2 separate regions of the Homo sapiens genome follow, and region 2 is linked to region 1. Evidence: chromatin loops called from intact Hi-C (ENCODE). Cell type or tissue: gastrocnemius medialis. All regions are shown on one strand. Each heading gives the region's core, and the rest is flanking DNA. Links, peaks and the distances in the headings are about the cores only.

The links. Peaks named below come from ENCODE experiments on the same cell type or tissue, not always from the same donor. Only the 100,000 strongest peaks of a DNase experiment are listed, where the experiment ranks them.
Region 2: a loop joins it to region 1, with 2.7 times the contacts of the local background. A loop is called at or near these places in 2 of 110 quality-filtered maps.

Annotation. Positions count from the first base shown.
Region 1 is chr9:95,093,802-95,096,602 of GRCh38, forward strand. It overlaps a transcript of AOPEP not described here. Among named protein-coding and RNA genes, the nearest start is that of MIR3074, 9.1 kb to the left of the region's middle. In gastrocnemius medialis, for the core only: no CTCF peak of the experiment used is centred there; DNase peaks (open chromatin) are centred at 1,240 and 1,530; H3K27ac peaks cover 2,500 bases.
Region 2 is chr9:94,866,111-94,868,911 of GRCh38, forward strand. All of the region lies in intron 5 of AOPEP (aminopeptidase O (putative)), which reads left to right. Among named protein-coding and RNA genes, the nearest start is that of MIR2278, 58 kb to the left of the region's middle. RefSeq lists an enhancer at 10-179 and a cis regulatory region at 95. In gastrocnemius medialis, for the core only: no CTCF peak of the experiment used is centred there; a DNase peak (open chromatin) is centred at 1,281; H3K4me3 peaks cover 1,531 bases; H3K27ac peaks cover 2,500 bases.

The sequences.
Region 1 (2,801 bases), core at 188-2,687:
TGTAACTCGAGAGGCAGTGACACCCCACCTTCTGGGGGCTTCGTTCAAGTCCCAGCCCTGCTAGATGGCCTCAGTGTAGCCTTGGGCACATTATTCGGCCTCTCTGTGTTTGCATTTCCTCCTCTGTAAGCTTCAGCTGACTTTGTTGGGTCAGTGTGTGTGAAGTGGACAGCAGGCCCGGGCTCAAGGGTAAGAGTGTGCACTTGCTTGCACGCAGGCTTTTCCTTTTTTTCTCTCGTTCCTCTCTCTCCCCCACCCCTTTCTTGCTCTTCTCCTTTCTCTCCCTTTCCTCCCTCTCTGTTTCCTTTCATTTATATCTTTATGTGAACCTCTGAGTTGCCCCAGTGGTTGTTGGCTGTCGCATCCTGCACACGCACAGGCGCCGGCATATCCACGGGGAAAGCCCTAGATGTGCGCACTAGTGTGGATCCCTGCAGTCTGCAGTGGAGGGAGTGGGGTCAGGAGAACTGGGTGTCTGCTCCTTGGAGAAAGGATATATAATCTTTTTCGATCTTAGTGCTTTTATTACAGCAGAATACACATAAGATTGACCAGTATAACCATGTGTCAGGACCCAGCTCAGCAGCCTCGGTGTCTTCATTGTTGTGCAGCTCACCACGATCCGCCTGCAGAACTTTTTCATCTTCCCCAGTGAAACGGGACCCATTCAACACTCGTGCCCCACTTCCCCTCCCCCAGGTCCCTGGGAAGCACCATGCAGCTTCCTGTCTTTGAGGCTTGCCTGTTTTAGGGAGCTCATATGAGAGGATTCATAAAATCTTTGTCCTTTTATGTCTGGCTGATTTCATTTAACATAAAGTCTTCCAGGTTCCTCCATACTGTGGCGTGCTCAGGATCTCTGCCTCTTTTTTCTTTTTTCTTTGAGACAGAGTCTCACTCTGCTGCCCAAGTGGAGTGCAGTGGCACGATCTTGGCTCACTGCAGCCTCTGCCTCCTGGGTTCAAGCAATTCTCCTGCCTCAGCCTCCCGAGTAGCTGGGATTACAGGTGTGCGCCACCATGCCCAGCTAATTTTTGTATTTTCAGTAGAGACGGGGTTTCACCATGTTGGCCAGGCTGGTCTTGAACTCCTGACCTCGTGATCTGCCTGCCTGGGCCTCCCAAAGTGTAGGATCTCTGCCTTCTAAGGCTGAGGACCATCCTGCCATACACACAGACCACGTTTCCTTTCTGCACTGGCTTGGCTGCTGGCGGATGCAGCTGTCTGCCTCTTGGCTGTCCAGGAGAGTGCTGCCAGGAACATGGCGTCCAGGATTTCCTCAGCTGTTACTTTGCATTCTTTTGGGTAAACATCTAGAGGCAGAATGGATAGATCAGAGTTCTAGGTTACCATACTGTTTCCAGAGTCAATTTTCTATTTTGATTTTTTTCACCCTATCTTACGGTGCTGATAAATTTGGATGTTTGACAGGCTGTCCTCCGAAAAGGTGGTACCAGTTTCCTGTCCCTTCCTCTGCCTGTTCCGCACTCTGTCATCAGCATGGGGAGCATCAGCCTTGAGTGTTTCCCAAGCTGCCGTGGAGATGGTTGGGAGCACCTGGGCTTCTGCCACGCTGTGGAAAAGCCCCTGCCGTCCCGTTCCCTGTGTCGTGTGTGTCCCTGCCCGTGCGTTTCGAGCTGGCAGCTGTTTCCTTACTGATGTGTAGAAGAGCTTTAGAAGTTAGGAAATTCGCTTTTTTCATGTGCTGCAAATACTTCTTCTTCCCTCAGTTTACCATGTGTATTGAGATACTTTGGTGAGTTTGCTTTTGATTTCTGTATGGCCAGTTTTACCCACCTTTTCTCCTGTGGTTTCTTGCTTTTGCGTTGGGCATGGAAAGGGTTCCCTGTGGCAGACACAGCCAAGGGAGATGCGTGGGGGGTCCCCACGGCCTGGCCTGAAAGGAGGCATGGAAGTCCGCAGGGATGCGCTGGAGCCTTGGGTCCCGCCCCCTCTTCGTGAGATCGGCATCCTCTCAGCTCCCCTTCCTCCCTCCAAAGGACTGGAGAGTCTGCCCTGAGGCAGTGACCTGCACGCAGGGGTGTGGGTGGGCCGGGAGGGAGTGGCCGGGGCTGGACAGGGTGTGACCATCTGCAAACCACTGAGGAACAAAGAAGTTCTAAATGAAAGACCAGAAAATGCTTTCTGCATTTTGGGAGGAGGGAAGCTTCAATTTTATAAGCGAAATCCTTATTTATCTAAGTAAGTAATGCAGCATCTCCCCAGAGTGGCTGCAGCCTCCCTGCCTCTCCGAAGCAGGGGAACTGCTAGAGGCTTCTCAGAACACACAGATCCCAGAACGAGCCATGCTCCAGATGCCGACGCTGGGAAAGGCAGAGGGCTGGGGAGCTTATTCTGTAACAGTTTTACTCCTGATACCATCTTTTCCCCGTTGATGGCAATGTCTTTATCTTATACTAAATTCTGTACATGTACACGTGATTTACTCGGCGGGAGATGATGTCTGAAACCTAGGCAGTGAGTAGCGGGGAGTGACAGAGGGCCAGCTTCCTGGCTCCCCGACGGGCTGGATGTGGAGGTGGGAGAAAGGGAGGGGTCAAGAGTGGCTTCAGAACTCGCCCTGAGTCCCTGGCAGGATGGAATGGCCATCGGCAACATGGGGAGCTGGTGGGTGCGGGAGGTGGGTGGAGCAGGTGGGCCCACCTGGGATGTGGTAAGCAGAGAGGGTCTTCACACCGCCAGTGGTGATGCCCAACAGGCGGCGGGCTCTCCGGGCCGGTGATCCAGGGGCAGGTGTGGTCCCTCTGCCTAGAGATGCCATGTGAAGCCACGGGCAGGAC
Region 2 (2,801 bases), core at 240-2,739, 230 kb before region 1:
CACTGACTGGGAAGCAGGAGTCGGCCTGAAGCCAGGAGGGCCGAGCACACAAAGAGCCATGTGGCTCAAGGGGGAGATGGACATGCGTGCCCTTTTCAAGTTTCTGAAATCAGTGTATTTCTGAAGAATCATTTAAATAAGCTCACCAGCGTGTTTTATTTTGTGAAATGTGGGGCATGCCGGTTATGAAATGGGGACTCTGAAATGTGATACATCCATCTTAACCAGCTCAGGGTTTATTCAATTCTTCCAGCCCTAATCCTATTAACTCTCATGCACAAAGGAAATACAGGACTCCTCTCTGATGATTCTACCCAGGCCTCCTGGCATTTGGAAACCAAACTTTAAATTTTACAAATGATGTCTACTAGTTCATTAAAAACTAATCATAATAATGTTTTTAATAAACTAATAGGCTTTACATGTAAAATCTAAAATTTGAAGGTAGCTTCAAGCATCAAGGAAGCTACCTTTCAAAATTTTAGATTGTTTACTTTAAGAAAAGGCATTAGAAGAGATTGATGATTTCAATCAGTATATAGAATTGTAGGATTTTTATAAAAACAATTTATTTGAATATGGAAATTTTTGGTGTGAAGTACATCAAATATAAGTCTTTTTCAAACCAAATCTTTGGTTTTACAAATAAAGCTTATTGGTTGATTAAAAATACAGCCAGCATCAATGTAACCAGTGTTCAAATTGGATTTTTTAGACTGTTTACTTAAGGGATTTTGAAGAGTTTGGTGACTCATAATCAGTTTATAAAATGTGAGGATTTTTTAATAGCAGCCTTATTTAAAATAAGTCAAAATGTTGGTGTGAAATGCATGAAACTTATTTCTGGCTGTATGTCATTTGGACATAAATCTAACCCAGCAAAATTCCAAGATCTAATTATGATGCTATGGGAAGCTAATCTCATTGCAGTGAAGATGAGCTAATGACACATTAGTCCATATTGTATTATATACTTTTCAGTCTGCTGCCTGCTATTTTGATTAAATTTACTTCCTACCATTCAGATTTGAAACAGCAAAGCCTTTCTGTTATTACCTATCAAGTTTATAAAGCTTTTCTCTGAAATTTTGAAGTGTTTTAGATTTCCTTCACTTAACAAAATTTTATACAACGCTTAATGTAAAATCACAGAAGATTTGCATTTATCCCCTTTCTGTTTAGAAGTACTTGCTATTTCCAGGTACCAGGCTGTAGTCAGCACGGCCCACTCTCGGCCGAGGTGGCCTGGAATGTCTAGTCATTTCAGTTTACGTAACAGTTTCCCTGGCCTGTTTGCTTTCAGAGGTCACTTCAGTGTCAGCCTCAGCAGTCCACGTATAAGTCTGCCTGTTCCACACGATTCACAGAGGGAAAGAAAATACTGTATCTGAGGCATTCTTCCTACTTTGCGTAGCCCATATTATTTGAATGTACATTAAAACAGTGATAACATTCACCTCATACACTGAAGAGTAGATTTGCTTTTCTTTCTGATTTCTTATTCTGTCAGACTCTTTTCCTGACTGGAAGACACCTAGTTTTCTAGCCAGGATAGCTGAATGCTCCCTTTGCAAACACCTTGGCCTGAAGTTAGAATGAAACTGTAGTCAGCACCCCTTATCATTCTTCAGAAAGTCTTCCCAGCCCTGATAGGATCTGTTCTGATTCGGAATATCAGGGAACATTTCTTGGTGAATAAACCTGGCTTCTTATATACTGGTGCAGTCACTTCCCTGTAACGAGGTAATTTAAGCCAGTTGCCTTTCATTTCAACCATGTCAAAGTATCAAATAAAGCTATAACTTCAGACCAGCCAGGAAAATGAGAGGCCGGACAGAGTAACATGTTTATAATATAAATCCTTCCTGTTTTCTCAACCCATGCTCCCCTGGCTGTTTTCCATTCTGACAGAACACTCTGGAGATTTGCCTACAGACAGTGACCACCAATTTAAAGATTTGTTGATGACTAAGAAAAATTCCAAAGCTGCAAATGAACGAATCCAATGCTGACTAAAACAACTGACCAAAATTACTAATTCCTAGGCTGCTTTAGCACGAATGGTCATAACAACTGGGATAGCAGGCCTGTGTCACTCATTCCCTAGTAAAGCAGCTTGGAGGCCACAGGTGACTTCCTCTTCTTTCCAGACTGAGATGTACCAGAAATAGTGCAGTTCACCAGTTTGGGGAAGGCAGTTGTCTGGGAGTAATCATACCTGCAAATCACTTGATCTCAAGGACTGTGCTTGCTGACTTGAGAACATCTATTTTCTTCAATTTTAGATGTAACACGGCTACCTTGTACTCACTTTGAGTCTCACCGAATTCCCGTGCATTGAGGGTCCACTGGAATTCTTTGTTCATGGGCATTTTGACTGCTAGTATGGATGAGGTGGTGAGAAATGGTGGCAGACACACATAATTTGTGTGTCCCATATTTTCATTTTGCACCAAGCTTCTTTGCTCCCATGCATGCTCCATTGCTGCATCAGATTTCACTTACAAAGCGTAGGTCCAAAGATAACATTAACAGGAGTTTCAAGACAGTGACAGCAGATCATTAAACCAAGTGTGGGATGAGTGGGGCCTTGTGACTACACAGGCCAATGCAGTGGAAGCTCCCTATGTTACCTTCCCTGATTTCATTCCTTTCCCTGCCCCTCTCCCAGCAACCACTATAATTTTCTATTCTCATGTGTATCTTTATTATTTTACTTCATGTGTATTCGGAATGTATTTAGTATTGCTTGCCATATTTTAAAACTTAATGTGGACAGTGTCATTAGGAACCTGCAGCTT